Regions from separate parts of the Homo sapiens genome. Here region 2 is linked to region 1. A link is an interaction called in ENCODE POLR2A ChIA-PET data of the cell type or tissue named here. Cell type or tissue: HepG2. All regions are shown on one strand.

Region 1 (8,000 bases):
TGTCCATCAGATTTTAAACACCAGAGAAAATTCTCGAAGTGTTGATGCTTTACTTAGTTTATGCTAAGCTGCAAAAACATTGTCTTTAGAAACATATTTTTCTTGCTCTACTTCCCCTGTTTAAGGGTGTGTGTTTATTTCTCCCGGGGATGAAGGAAAACGGCTTCTCTGTTTCAGAGGGAAAAAATTAATTAGTTGCCATACATATCATTATATTATTCAAATTCAGTGCAATTTTAACTAAGTGCAAAATGTACCCAGTTCTTTTAAAACTTCTTATTTTATTGTGGTAAGGATACTTAACATGACATCTACCCTCTTAACAGTTTTTTTTTAAGTGAACAATACACTATTGTTAGCTGCAGGCACAATGTAGTACCTCAGATCTTTAGAACTTATTCATCTCACACTGTACTCCTGTTCTTAAATTAGATTTTACAAAAATTCAGAAAAGACTGAATTGTTCCAATAACTAAGTTAGAGCCAGCAAAAATGGGAAAAAAGGGACCAAACCCATACTCACCATTTGTCCTCTGGTTAGAAAGATCTTGATATACAATGCAATTTGTAAAGTAAAATTTAAACAATATAATCTAATGAAAACCATCATTTCTTTAAAACAGCTGACTAGTTATTTGGTGGAATCTAATTGGTTGTTTAAAAGAAAAATGGTGACTATTTTTAAACTTTTCCTGAAACTGCAATAGAGAATAGATGTAAGCCGCTGAGCACGTTGGCTCATGCCTGTAATCCCAGCACTTTGGGAGGTCGAGGCAGGTGGATTGCTTGAGCTCAAGAGTTCGAGACCAGCCTGGACAACATGGCAAAACCACGCCTCTACAAAAAAATAAAAAGCTGGGCATGGTGGTGTATGCCTGTGGTCTCAGCTACTCAGTAAGCTAAGGTAGGAGGATCACTTGAGCCCAGCAGGTCAAGTTTGCAGTGAGCCATGATCATGACACTGCACTCCAGCCTGGGGCAGAGTGAAGCCCCGTCTCAAGGGAAAAAAAAAAGAATAGATATAAGCCAGGTAAAGTAGAAGGTTGCAGCAACTACAAATATCTACACTAGAGAGAAGGTTTTATTTGCTAATAAATGGCAATAAATTTATAACAAAATGTAACAGTTAGTTACCCCTTTATTTTGATACTTCATGGATAGGCCTTTAGGTTGTAAGCACATTTGATTTTTATAGACAGAAATGCTGAGATGTACTTACTTTGAGGCCAAATTCAACCAATATAATCTTATGAGTTCTACACTATAGAAGGATATTAACTAAAATCATAAAGCAATTTATAACAGTGACTAATAAAAGTATTTTCATAACTGGCAGTCTTTGAGATCTAAGTTTATATGACACAGTCAGATGTGGTTCAAGTGCTTTATGACATTAAGGATTTTATCTGTTAATTTTACATCAAGATAATTGGCAAAGCAACATTAATAGCACTAACAATTGTAGGTATATAAAGTGTTTACAGTACTACAAATGGAAGAAATTGAATTAAAAATAATCAGGCAGTATTTCTTTGAAATTATGAGCTTTTTTAAATGGCAAAATTTGGTCTTTAAAACACATTTAAAAATTGTATTTACTATGTTTATGGTTGTATTTTCCGAGTATTATAAACTGCTTTGATGATGGATATCACTAAGTCCCCTGACACACATCTAAACAGCTCAAAGAGTGACTAATTCTAAGGATTCCAACTTTTTAAAGACACATAAAAAAGAAAAAAAAATGATAGTAACATTGATTTGGGGTTTCCGGGCAAGGTCTTTCAAACAGAAAACTTTGCAAATAAGAAGTCATAATAAACTTGCATTATATCATAATTGAATACATAACCATTTTCAGAAAAGAACTGAAGCAGATGAGTAAGAAATGTGCTATTGCAATTATATCTCTGGAAGAACTGGCAACTTAGTTTTCAAATTAATATTTCATGAGAAATAAGAAGTTGAAAATGTGGTCACTGCATACATGCATTAATAGTTTCTTAATGGATTAATAGATTTCTTAAATAATCCAATACATGACCCAAAAGAAAGATCCCATTACTTTTCAATATTCTAATTAAGAACAGAGGCAGATATAAGCATGAGATGACTCTTATAACAAACTTTTCCAGAATCTCCTGGGAGTTTCAAAGAATGACCTTGGTAAAACAAAGCATCCGCCATGGTTATCAATCTGTGAATACTCACCAGCCGGTCCAAGCTTGTGCCTGCAGCAGTTGTTGGTCTTTCCTCAGGATTGTAGGGCCTGAAACGTGTATTAAAATTTTCAGGAGCTGAGCGGGCAGATCTGAGGGCTGGAGCAGGTTTGGGCTGACCACATCCCTGAAAGACCTGGAAGAACCATTGAAAAGTAAAAACAGCTATACAATGAGTTTTCTCCTAAATTCATGAAGCAGAAATGTGCAATGCAATGGTGTCCACATTTCTTATGAAACTTTTACCTCCAATAAACTCTAATTTTGAAATGTAAACAAGTATAACCACTAATATAACAGAAAGAATTACCCAGACAGATACACAGTGACCAACTATAATCCCTGACTCATAGTTTCAGCATACACAGTCAATCTTATTATTGGTAGATACATATTTGCAAATTTGCTTACTCATTAAAATTTATTTGTAACCCCAGAATTAATACTCACAGCACTCTCATGGACATAGAGACACAGTGCCAAAAAATCTGAGTCATGTTCCCAGCTGAGGTTGGAGAAGACACTCTCCTTATTTCAGCTCTCAGACTGTAAACAAGTGTTCTCTTTGTGGTCTATGTAGTACAATGTTTTTCACATTTTTGTGCTTTTTCTTGTTGATTTCAATGTTTAAAATGGTCCCCAAGCATCGGGCTGAAGTACTGTCAAGCTTTCCTAACCACAAGATGTGTAATGTGTCTTATAGCAAAAATATGTATGTTAGACAAACTTCAAGCCTGAGTTATAGTGCTATGAGTTCAATGTTAATGAATCAACAATATATATTAAATAAGGTGTCTTTTCACAGAAACACACATAACACAAGGCTACATATTGATTGGTTGATGAAACTGTTGTGCCCAGTGGCTTGCAGGAGCCTAACCTTGTATTTCTCATTGCTGCAACGGTTCAGTATTTGCTAAGTCAATGTTTGCAGTGACTTTATAGAACATAACTACAATAAAGAGAATCAACTGTACTAAAAATAGGGATTGCAATAGTTACTCCACAGGATGATTTCAGGATTAAATGAATTGTATCTCACTTTTACATACTTGAATTTGGCATTCTATAAACATCCGTTTGGGATTCCTGTTATCATGACAAATTATTTCATTGTATAGCACATAAAGCCAAATAATTTCAGTAACTCCCCTTTGAGTAATGAAAATCTCTACTGGAAGAATTCTTTAAAAACACTCTCTTGAGCAGTGGTATAGAAATAGGACAAGCAAATGTGGATGAAATCCATATAATAACAGCTTCCTCTAATTTTGTTGTTGACAGCTGTTCATGTCACAATTAAGATTGCTATGGGAAATCAAACATTGTATTGTAATGATCTTAGAGACTGAGCTGCCAGTTCTTTTCCACAGTGATTTCACTCAGGGTGGTGTGGAGACACTTCCTTTGCTGTTTTTAGAAGCTTTACACTCTGTGCTGGTTATCGAGAGATAATACCTTTACTAGAACTACAGGAAATGCAGTAACATTTTCAGGAAACTTTGATGAAGTTTAACTTTATTCTATTTCTTCCATTTCTCCATAGCAGATGATTTTTCTAGATATTTTTCCTTCAGTAAACTTTTTGGGGTTATTTACATGGGCTGATCCTTAACTTGCATGTAGTATACTTGCAACGCATTCGTTCCAGTTTTGTTATTTCATTCTGTGTTGTCTAACTCTAAAACAACCATTTTTCATCACGCATATGATGTGATTCCACTGAAGTACGCAGAGAGCTCCTGAGTGCCATTCACAATGACAAATTCCGTCTTGAGACACAATTCATTTTGTTTTACCACTACAGCTAATTTTTCTTTTGTTGTATTCAAAAGTTCTCCTTCAACTCAGCATTTTGCAGAGCGGCGGTACTTTGTCTTGGCATTCCTCGAGATTGGTCTTAACACACTATTGATTATTCTTCTCTCACACAATTTCTGAAGCTGATGGTGTAAACCGATGTGATAAAGATAGTGGGCCCTTTTCTCCGTAGTGCCTAAATCACTTCCCTCTGGCAAGGTCGCTGCTGATGGAGGGCATTAACATTTCCAAAGCTCCAGGGATCTGTTGAGTGTGCTATTCTGGATTGCTTTGAAAGTGACAGCTGACTTTTAAAAAATGTAAAGCCTAAGGCGAAACAATACTAACGGCCTTGCTGAGATTTCATGAAGCCATGTACTGAAAGAGTTAATGGACTTTTTAATTCACCCTTTGGGAAAAATGTGGCTCACTGGGTTAAGTTAAATCAAAGAAACACGAATGCCCTGAAAGAATATTAGTGTTCTAGGGAGATATTTCATCATAATGGAAAAACCTCACGTTTGCTGGAATTTTTTTTTTTTTTTTTTTTGGAGGGAGTTAATTATTACAGAACATAGGTTAGTCAATATAGCCTAGTAGCTTTCTGTTATTTAGGTCAGGTTTGGATGTTGAAGATAGCTTCCATGCAGAAATCACTGGGTCTGTGACCAAAACTGAGGAAAACACTGACTTCTAATTACTTTGGAAACAACACCTGGCCACATAATCAGGTGGAGACCTACATAACAATCTGTCACAACAACCTCACATCTTGAAAGCCCCTAAACAGAGATCCTATCATACCCTTAGAAAAACAGAAGTGCCATAAAAGAAACCCTTTAGTGTGGAAGTGAGAGACAGGACTAGCTGGATTTCCTAGGCCGATTAAGAATCCTGAAGCCTAGCTGGGAAGGTGACCGGATCCACCTTTAAACACGAGGCTTGCAACTTAGCTCACACCCGATCAGGTAGTAAAGAGAGCTTAAAATGCTAATTAGGCAAAACAGGAGGTAAAGAAATAGCCAATCATCTATCGCCTAAGAGCACAGGGGGAGGGACAATGATCGGGATATAAACCCAGGCATTCCAGCCAGCAAGGGCTACCCTCTTTGGGTCCCCTCCCATTGTATGGCAGCTCTGTTTTCACTCTATTAAATCTTGCAACTGCACACTCTTCTGGTCTGTGTTTGTTACGGCTGGAGCTGAGCTTTCGCTCACCATCCACCACTGCTGTTTGCTGCCGTTGCAGACCCACTGCTGACTCCCACCCCTCCGGATCCCGCGGGTGTCCACTGTGCTCCTGATCCAGCGAGGTGCCCCTTGCCGCTCCAGATGGGGCTAAAGGCTTGCCATTGTTCCTGCACGGCTAAGTGCCTCGGTTTGTCCTAATTCAGCTAAGCACTAGTCGCTGGATTCCACGGTTCTCTTCCGTGACCCACGGCTTCTAATAGAGCTGTAACACTCACCCCATGGCCCAAGATTCCATTCCTTGGAATCTGTGAGGCCAAGAACCCCAGGTCAGAGATCAAGAGGCTTGTCGCCATCTTGGAAGCCACCCGTGGCCATCTTGGGAGCTCTGGGCGCAAGGACCCCTCCATTACAGAAGTTCCCAGCCTAGGGATCAAGAGCTATTTTTCAGAATTTTACAAAACCTAATGAGAATGGTTTACAAAGGAGTACTTTGCCGTTGTTTTTGCTTAGAAATGATAAAAAAACTTTTGTATTAGTCTTATACTGAGAATATACCTTAACATATATCCATCATATAACTTAGATGACTTACAAAGTAAAAATTAATAATTTGATGTTTAATACATGTGTCTGAATATTTGTGTCCTCCAAGAATTCATAAGTTGAAATCTAATCACAGATGTGATGGAATTAGGAGGTAGGTCCTTTGGGAGGTGATTAGGCTCTACCCTCAAGAATAGGATTAGTGCCCTTATTAAAAAAACAACAACAAATGATCCGGACAGCACCCTTGTCTCATGTGAGGACACAGTGGGAAGGTGCCATCATCTATAAAACACCATGCAGGTCCTCACCAGACATCAAATCTGCTAAAGCCTTGATCTTAGACTTCCCAGCCTCCAGAAATGTGACAAATAAATTTCTGTTTTTCATAAGCCACCCAGTTCATGGCATTGTGTTATAGCAGCCTGAGCAGACTAAGAAGCAAGCAATCTGTTATCCTGAAAAAAGTATTTTTAAAATATGAGAGTCACGAGGTGGGTGACAAAGGAAATTTTTGGGCAGAAAATTTGGACCGTCTCAATTTTCTGAGTTTGCTCTAGCAGCAGTATAGTTAGGCACAGTTTTGTGGCTCATGAAGGCCATGGCTAGGTTAGTATAAGAGACCAGTTAGCCTTTTCCTCAGTGGCTTGGGTATCCCAACATTTTACATTTTGAATAAGGGAAAAAAACAATTGAGAAATAATAATGTGATGGATAGGGCCATAGGTTCAATGAGAGTCAGTAGATCAGTTGGTTATGGCTGGAGATGGAGATTGGGATCATCAGCTTAAAGATGGTACTTAAAGCCCTGAAACTGATTGCATTTACCAAGGACAAGTATATATAGGTGGGCAGATGGATGAGGCTGAGGACAGCCTATTGCCATGCCAACATTTACAGGGTCCTCTCTGAGCCTCAGTTTGCTCGTCTGTCAAATGGGAATAACAATATTATTTACCACACAGATACACTATGATGATAAAGTACAATATGTAAGGCAGAAAAACAGAACCATGTGTCTAGAAAAGTACATACCTGATAGTTAATTTTATCATGCCATAATCTGTATTTTCCAGAAGTTTTGCTTTCTAGATAAGAAAATTTGAAGAAAAAATGTCTGGTCTGATGTTTCTTGTTCTTTTCTTTCTTTTTTTAACCTTTTAAAAATCTTTTAATTTTATTTTAGAGACGGGGTCTCACTCCGTTGCCCAGACTGGAGTGCAATGGCACAAACACAACACCCTGCAGCCTCAATCTCCTGGGCTCAGGCTATCCTCTTGCCTCAGCCTCCCGAGTAGCTGGGACCACAGGTGCATGCCAACCACACCCTGCTAATGGATGTCTCTTAAATGTTTTCCACAAAATATTATTTTAAGGGCAAATGGCTGTTATATAAATCATAGATTCCACCTATTAAAGTTAAATTAGGTAACTTCACAAGGGCTCCATCATGATAACATGTGGTCAGACTCATTGACAGGGAGGATGACATCAGTAGTGTTTCCCAAAACTATTTGACCATGGTTTCCTCATGGGGTTCTCATAAGACTGGTGTTCCAAAGAACCCACCCTGAGATATACTGTGAAGGTGGTTGTAACCTGCCAAGGAGAGACGTGATTCAGATAGAACTGCATTTACTTAGAGGTATTTGTGAAGCTGTTCCACCCTCCTCTGCTTTTAATTCCAGAGAAGAATGCTATTTTAAGACACTAAAGGGCTTCTTTTTACAACAGAACAGAAGTTTTTAGAGGTTATCGCTGCAGGATAAGCCAACTTATTGTGGTACAAATCATTCGCTCTACCCCTTTAAGAAACAGAATCGGTATTACCACCTCCTGACCGCTGCCTGCTTCTCTCCAAGGGATGTTGAAAGTGATAATTAGATAATTCGGGAAAGTATTTGGAAGCTTCAATGCAGACAGATGCTACAGATGTACAAAGCAATTCTCCTTCCACCTAGCTGACTTGCAAAACCTGTGGATTTTAGGAAGATATCTGGCTCATGAATCCTCTCTCTTAAGAGGATTACTAAGATAATGTCTCAGAAGTCTGTTGGCATTCTGAGATTAAAGAAGCTGACATTAGGATAGGAAGGGCTGAAAGGAGAAACATTTTATAATTCTGGAGGGATGGGAAGGAAGAGGAGGTGTGGTGATAACAGGTTTAAGTGCTGTGTCTTAGGTTTCTAAATACAAGTATTTTTCCTTTAAAAATATTAGGGCATCTTAACGTATTTCTCTTAAAAT
Region 2 (8,000 bases), 180 kb after region 1:
TCTTTGTTTTCATATGATGAGTTCACTGAAGGCAGGAATCATGACTTGATTATCTTTGCATCACAGGTGCCAAGCTGAGCTTAGACTTAGTGCATGATGGGCTTTTTGGAAACATTTGTTGAATGAATAAATGAGCCCAATGACCAAGATGCACACAATTCACAAAATTGAAAGGAAAAAGTAGGAAATGGGAAACTGAGAACAATTTGAATGGCATGTAAGTAATGGGATGTCAATCAAGAGTCATGTTGTAAAAATGAAGTGCTTAAAGAATACCTAAATAAACCCATGGACTTGGAAATCATGGTTTTAGGAAGGACTTTATTTTTCAAAGGAATATACGGGGCTATAAAGTCACATTTTTAAAGGTAGTAGACTCTTCTAATTGTGCTTTTACAAGATTTTAATTTTATAAATGATTCCCCCTCCCCATTTTCATTAGTGTATCTTATTTACTTCAGTAATTCAGGAAAACATTTTATAGCAGTGTTCTATTTAGTATTAGCACATCTGCTCCCAGAAAGGCTTCTATCTATAATAAGAACATTCTGTGATTTAGATTTAATCTAATATTTGTCTTACTTCACACACTGGATAAACAGGGCTCATTAGCATCAAACATGCAGAATCTTTGTTTTTCATGACTGCAAAGCTGACCTTTGAAATGTAATCTTGTGTTCCCAAGATTAGTATCCAATAAATCACAACATGCATTATAACTATCTTACCCCCTCCCCCACTCCCTTTTCAAATACAAACATATGCGTGCATGCATACAAACACACACACAGTTGCTTAAGAGCTCAAAGATTTGTGGCATTTTGGGAAGTTTTTAACTCTTGGTTTCTGAAAAATGATAAATAAGATGTTATCTCATGATGATATTTATACCATCATATCTTAGTAACCAAGACTAGGAATAGAGAGAGATATAAGATGCCTTATGCAACAAGAGATGACTATTAAAGAACAAGGTATATGAATTAAGTTTACATATCCAGTAACTTAAGTATATATGTTTGATATACCTGTTTCATAATAGGATTAAAATATATATTAACATGATTAAGAGTTAAACATTTTTTGGGGAAGTGTTTGTATTTAACAAAGTGTTTTGGTTTCTTAATTTTTTCCTTCAAATTGAATGCAAAGTGACATTTAATATGGCTCTACATTTTATAGCTCAGACTTAATTTAAGGATTTTCTAGCTCATATATTTTTGTCATTGTAGATATTTTTAAAGCATATTTCTGTAACGTTTTCAAATATTGATACTTAAATATTTACTAATAGTATTTTGTCTATGTCTCACAGTTTTTTTAAGTTTTAACATTTTGAAAAGATTTATGACATTTATAATATAACTCATATATGAGAATGGCTAAAATATTATGAAATGATTTTTTAAACTGGGTTTGAGCTATTTCAGTAAGATATTAGCAAGGGCCAATACATTATTCAAAGGCAACAGGGATTCTTTCTTTAGCTTTCTAAATAGCTAAGACAGAAGCTTAGAAACATTTTAATAATAAACCACTACAGAAGTAAACATGTTCTGCAAACAAATTAGGTCATGGTTGCATGTAAGAAGAGCGTCAAAAACACACAAAGTGAGTAAGTATGATTTCTGAAGTAAGCATTAAAATTCAACATACACTGCTTCATATAATGTTGAAGCTTTATCTGCAAAATGAGGAAGTTGGAGAGATTTTTGCAGCAATTTAAAATATGGAAATAGCTCTCTTCTGGCTGATTTATGACGTGTGCAGAGTAGTGAATGAAAGAACTAGAGTTTAGCCTGGGAATACTTTTTCCACCAAATAACATTTCAGGTTTAATCCTGCAGTGTGGTTTCATCTATTTCTCATCTCCTTTCTTACCCATGCCAAAACTGCCCTGTAACGAGTCTCAGATCAAATAGGAAAGTTGGCCAACAGGCTGGAGTTGCAGGACTGGTCATCCAACCTAATTACTAACTTTGGGCAAAGCCAAACCTAACACACCTCAGGGAGACAGTTATTTATAATACACACTTTAAAATATTGAGTAAATGTCAGAGGTTCCAAGAGTTTGAAACGCAGTCAGACTGGACCTGACTTTAGATGCAGGCAGAACAATCTGAGTATCTAATTTTCCTGCTCCATAAAATGAAGTCAAATGAGACTTCATAGAGGATTAAATGAGAAAAGCCTGCAAAGTGCCCAACACAAAACATGGCACACAGTAGTTTCCAAAAAATCAGGTGTATTCTCTATATTTTAAAAAAAATTGTGGCTTTCATTTTTATACCTCTTACAAATAGAAAACTTTTTTTTATTTATATATAATAATCCTGCAAGAAGGACCTTTCACATTATTTCTTACCCCTCCAAGCACTATTCCATTCAGACATAGTCTATCTTTTAGGGTGCCCCATAAACTAGACCAGTAGTTTTAAAATTGTTTAACGGTAGCACCAAGACTCTTTTTTCCAAATGAAATCTTATGCTGAATCCTAGTAGATAAAGATATGACTCATATCAGAACAGTTGTGCTGAAGCATGGAATGAGTGGTTGGGTAGGAGGAGCACAGTAGCCCAAGGACTCCTGTATTACTGAGTGTGAAGAATCTTGAACATGAACAATGCTGATTCAATAGAAATCCACAGACCCTGGAGAGGTGCAATGTACAGCTCTATTTTAAGATTAAGAGGAAGTACTGATGATAATCTTTAAAAAAATCAGCTGGATGACTAACCTAATAACTGGATAGTTACAAATATCTCTGTGTCTATGTTTTATTTGGGTTCACAATCATGTTGGCTTCCAGCCCTCATCTAAATTGATAACGCTTAACAGATAATATATCGTTAAGTATTGCCGTGTATCCTAATTTCAAAGATGATAATCATCCAATGTCCATTATATTCACGTTAAATTATTTTTACCAGTTATAGAAATGAAACTTTTCTTCCTAAGGGATAATTACTGCTTGAAAAACATTTTTATTGAATGACTTTTGTGTTTCGAGTTATTTAATAAACTGAGATTTGGATGTGACATTATAAAAACTGCAAAGTGCGATAGGATAATATACAAAAGTAATTATCCTTGGCTAGAGAGAAAACAATAAAGGTAGAATTAATCTGTGGGTTTTGTGTAAAACTAATGCCAACCGTCTTTATTCCTGTGCTTCTACAGGGCCCACTCTGGGAACACAAGAATGAAGATAAGCAGTCATTACAATGGAAGAAAGTGGTGTGGCAGAGGTATGGTACCCCAACAGCACATGGTGGTGTAAGCTTGCTGAAGTCAAAGGGACCTGTTGAAAGAGGTTTAGTCATGACTAGGCTCTGAAAGACTCTGCACTAGATCTGTACCCAGCGTTGATTCTCCATTAACATTTTCTAGCCTCATTTCCTTTGGGTGTTTCCCTCCCATTAATCTTTTTAATGGTCCCTCTGTGAATGTGCCTTGCCTCCTGGGTCACTCTCAGACATTTTAACAGAGATCACCCAGAGACAATGCTTGAAGCCCAGAGAACTGAACTAGTGGGAATATAATCTGTCTTTGCCGGCTGTTGGGAAAGGGAGGTAGCACTCCTTAAATCACATCCCTAGATGGCTGTCTATCTTATTTAATCAGAGAAGAACTCACTGGCTCTCCTGAACACCTGATTCATTGATTCCTCCTACACCTTTCCCCACATCTTAGTGTTTGTCTTTCCTACTAAAACACTCTCAATTTCCTCAGGCTTTATTTATAAAGTCTATATTTATATTCCAAAGCCTTTATCAGTTGTATTCAATTGTGGGGGCACAAACAATACTACGATCAATTCTGTGGTTCACAAAGCAAAACAGAATGTTTTCTCAGTTGTAAAATGCTATCAGTTGCTAAACCCACATTGATTTCATACCAGCTTTTCAGGGGAAAAAAAAAAAAGAAACCATATGTATTAAGTGTACATGATCAGTTTCTAGATGCATCCCAACTTAATCCTGATTTCAGAAACATTAACCGGAAGAAACCTGGCCTTTAAGAATAGAGGAATTAAGGTAAGTGACTAAGGCCAGGATCATACTCTCATGCTCTTAAGCTACTTGGGAGGGAAACCATGGGCAGGTGCAGGGTTTGTCCAAATGTTTTCTGCTGAATCCTAAAGGTTTTGGAAAACCTCCTCACTGGTCTCCCTGCTCCTGCCTTTGACCACCTATCACCTGTTTTCAGAACAGCACTGCGATCCTTCTACAGTCTGGTGGTGTATGTCTACTGCTTATGAGCCCTCACTCCGAGGAAATCCAGTGGTGTGCTGAAGCCAGCTCATACCAGCTCAAGAGAGCTGACAAATTTTGCAAGCTTGAGAAACGCAGCCATTCTTAAAAATTAAATTACATAAACATATAATTATATACATTATATTTAAAACATAGGTAACTCATTCTCAAAACTCATCCCTTCCTATTACGCTTTACTATATCATCTATGCTCTTGCAGCTATTTACATCTATTTTATCTATATGTAAGAAATACTATATGAGCGTTGGTACCGCTGCACTTCCCTTCCCAGCTCCACATTCAGCAACGTCCTGCTTAGTCTCAGCCCTGGTGTGACTGTTTCCACTATAGCAATTGACAAATGCTACAAATCAAAGTCAAATCTCTTCCCCTTCATTCCCCCAAGAGCTGATTGTTAAACATTTACTAGCATACTGCTGAGTAAAACAAAGTCCTTACACAGGTCTACAAGGCACTCTGAGATCTGGCTCGCTTCCCTCTACTCAAGCCACACTGGTGTCCTTGCAAGGGCAGACTCATTGCACAACTCCAGGGGGCACTGGTCACAGTGTTTTCTGTGTATGGTGCTTCTCCTGCCCACTGCCCTCAGCCAAGTTGTGTAATTTGGAGAAACGATTCTTACCTGGGTCTGGACAAAGCCAAATACAGTCCTGTCTCCAGGCTTTGCACCTGCTGTTTCTCCTGCCTGTAATGCTATTCCCCCACAACCCCTGCCCTATTGCTCCTTCACCGCCTTCAGTTGTCTGCTCAAAGGTCACCTTGTCAGTGAAGCTTTCCCTGACCACGCCATTTAAAGGAGCAAACATCCCCTACCCCTCCTTTGGCTCTCCTAGGCTCCCTTCTCTGCTTTATTTTTCTTCAGAGCACTTATCACCAACTGACATACTGCATCTTTTACTTTTTACTTCATTGTTGTCCCTTTTTTTTCTCCAGAATGTAAGCTCCAACACAGCTCAGGCTTTGTTTTGTGCATTAGATACCAACGACCTGGAATAGTGGCTTGCATATAGTAGGTGCTCAGTAATATTATTGAATAAATGAGTGAATATATGAGGATATTAACAAGAATTCTGATTTTATACATATATGCACACACATATATTGTAATTTTAAATGTATATATATATACACATACATATATGCAAGTGTACACACACACACACACACACACACACACATACATAATGTATATACAGGCCAGGAATTTGAATATCTAGATTTGAGTTATGGCTGTGATGCTGATGGACACTTCTTACTGGAGGTTTAGTCGAGGAGCCTGCTTATGCCCAGAGACACTCTCTGAAGCAGAAGTAAAGCACAGGAAGTGTTTCTTTGGCATATAGTAGGTTTCTCTTTCTGCTAGAACAACATATGGGAGCCTGACTCTGTTGAACTCCCTTAGAGACAGGAAATTTTCTCATCACTGAAGGAAATCAAGGCAGGAACTTAAACTAGTTCAAGAAAGGTGGCTATAGCTAAAGAAGGGAGAATAAACTTCAAAAAGCAATAGAAACCTTGACTAAAAGAGAAAGTATGAGTTTTCCTGAACAGGGACACAAGACATGAGAAACAAGAAAAGAATAATGCAGGGCAAATAGAAAAAGAGAAGGAGAAACGCCATATGTTCACATGAAATGATTTGGGATTGGCAAAAGTGAAGATCTGTCAATATCTAAGACTCTCCTGATCGTCTCTGTATTAGTCCATTCTCATGCTGCTATAAAGAACTTCCCGAGACTGGGTAATTTATAAAGGAATGAGGTTTAATTGATTCATAGTTCTGTACGGCTGGGGAGACCTCAGGAAACTTAAAATAATGGCAGAAGGGGAAGCAAACATATCCATTTTCATATGGCAGCAGGAGAGAGAACTGCCAAGCAAAGGGGGAAAAGCCCTTTATAAAATCATCAGATCTTGTGAGAACTCACTCACTATCACGAGAACAGCAGCATGTGGAAACTGCCCCTATGATTCCATTATCTCCCACTGGGTCCCTCCTATGACACTTGGGGATTATGAGAACTACAATTCAAGATGAGATTTGGGTGGGGACACAGACAAACCACATCAGTCACCATTCTTCTTCATATTTCTTCCATATTCAATAATTTTAATAATCTAATAATAGGCAATTTTACATTAAAATCTTCCTTTTACATGGACTTTAGAAATCATTTTGGATATGTTAAAGCAGAAACATATCTCAAACATTACAACCTTCATTTCAAAAAGTTTTCAATGTTTCCAAATTACATGTCCTCAGGAAAATAATTTTCCAAGCATGCTCCTACTCATATGCCAATAACCTCCAAATCTATATTCAGAAATCATCTTCACCTATGAAAAACCAGATGTATTTGTGTTATTCATTTGCCCCAATGAGTAATTGCAATAAATGGGAAGCTGGCCTAAAATGGGGCATCCTATAGGCAGAACTGAGAATTGACCGTTGGTCCATGGTGCCTGCTGAAGTTTAAGTGTTCTTTCCTTTCTCTACCACTTACTTTGTTCTCTTCTTGTCTGCAGGTCCTAACACTGAACCTGGCATAGAGCAAGTGTTTGGTAAATATGTTCTGAGCCAACAAATGAAGGAGTCCAATAAACAGGATGACTTGATTTGCCTTGACCACCTCTTCTTCCTCTTCCCATGATTCTTTATGAGCATGTGTGATTTAGGTAATTGTTCTCTAAGCCCTATATTGTAAATGGTAATTAAGACCAATGATAGAAGCCAAATTCCGAGTGACATTTCTTCTTCAGGAATAATAAAAGTTGGTTATAACATCTACCCTTGATGTTATTCACCTACTCAAATAATTGCCTGGGATTTCCATTTGTTAATGACATAGAATTATTATTCAGGATACAACACCTTTGGAATTATAATTAAGCCCTGGGTTTCTCTGACCAAGCCACACTATGTGTCTGGTGCTAAAAGCAGAGTCAGTGAGGTGGAGTCCATAATGAGTGATTTTCCTGTGCATTATAAATCATTTAGGGGAAGAAAGCAGTCTTATTATTAGGCAGAATGCTTGTGCAGCTATGTTGGATACCAAGTAAGGAACAATGATTGTTATGGAATTAACAAGATATTAACGTCGCTGCTCCTTAGTGCACTGCAAGGGTAATTGAAATACTCCAATGCTCAAGTAATCTCATGGGCTTCAGAAACATAGTACTGTATTTGGGGGGGAAAAGAACCCCAAACTCTGTTATGTCTCATTTTCATTAAAATAATAATAATAATAAGAGATCAACTCATTATGACAGTGCCTTGAAGGTTGACAAAGAAGTTGATGTTAACATGCTCACCTAACCTGGGCAGCAGCTTGTTAGAACAACTGCTTTTGAAAACCATTACTCCTTTTAATTGCTGTCATCTTCACTCAAATATCCTTGAAGGCAGTGTCTAGGCAACTGTAGCCACAGAATCATCATCAGGGAAGATGGAAATAGGAAAGACCATGAGTTCATTCTCCATCGTAGAATACAAACGTAAGCGCTAATGTGAACACTTGCTTATTCAAGGCATACTTGTTTCAATGCTTAAAATGGAAAGTTATCTTCTGGGAAATGATCAATTATTGTAAGGAGGCAGGATAATATGACAGGAAAGAAACCAAGGGCTTTGGACAGCCATACATGGTCATATTTATTAACCATAAAAGCCTGCCCACCTTTTATGCATGTGAATTCTAAGCTCAATGTGTTCAGGGGCTCA

Evidence for each region. Peaks named below come from ENCODE experiments on the same cell type or tissue, not always from the same donor. Only the 100,000 strongest peaks of a DNase experiment are listed, where the experiment ranks them.
Region 2: POLR2A ChIA-PET joins it to region 1 with 13 read pairs; 1 of 35 experiments calls an interaction of 5 or more read pairs at or near these places.

What each region holds. Positions count from the first base shown.
Region 1 is chr13:94,300,335-94,308,334 of GRCh38, reverse strand. It overlaps GPC6 (glypican 6), which reads right to left. Exons shown (of 9, transcript NM_005708.5): 6 at 2,212-2,355. Among named protein-coding and RNA genes, the nearest start is that of GPC6-AS1, 120 kb to the right of the region's middle. In HepG2, no CTCF peak of the experiment used is centred here; DNase peaks (open chromatin) are centred at 3,114 and 4,574.
Region 2 is chr13:94,116,454-94,124,453 of GRCh38, reverse strand. The region is part of intron 4 of GPC6 (glypican 6); the gene reads right to left. Among named protein-coding and RNA genes, the nearest start is that of GPC6-AS1, 68 kb to the left of the region's middle. In HepG2, a CTCF peak has its summit at 4,816 (motif pointing right); a DNase peak (open chromatin) is centred at 4,723; H3K4me3 peaks cover 342 bases.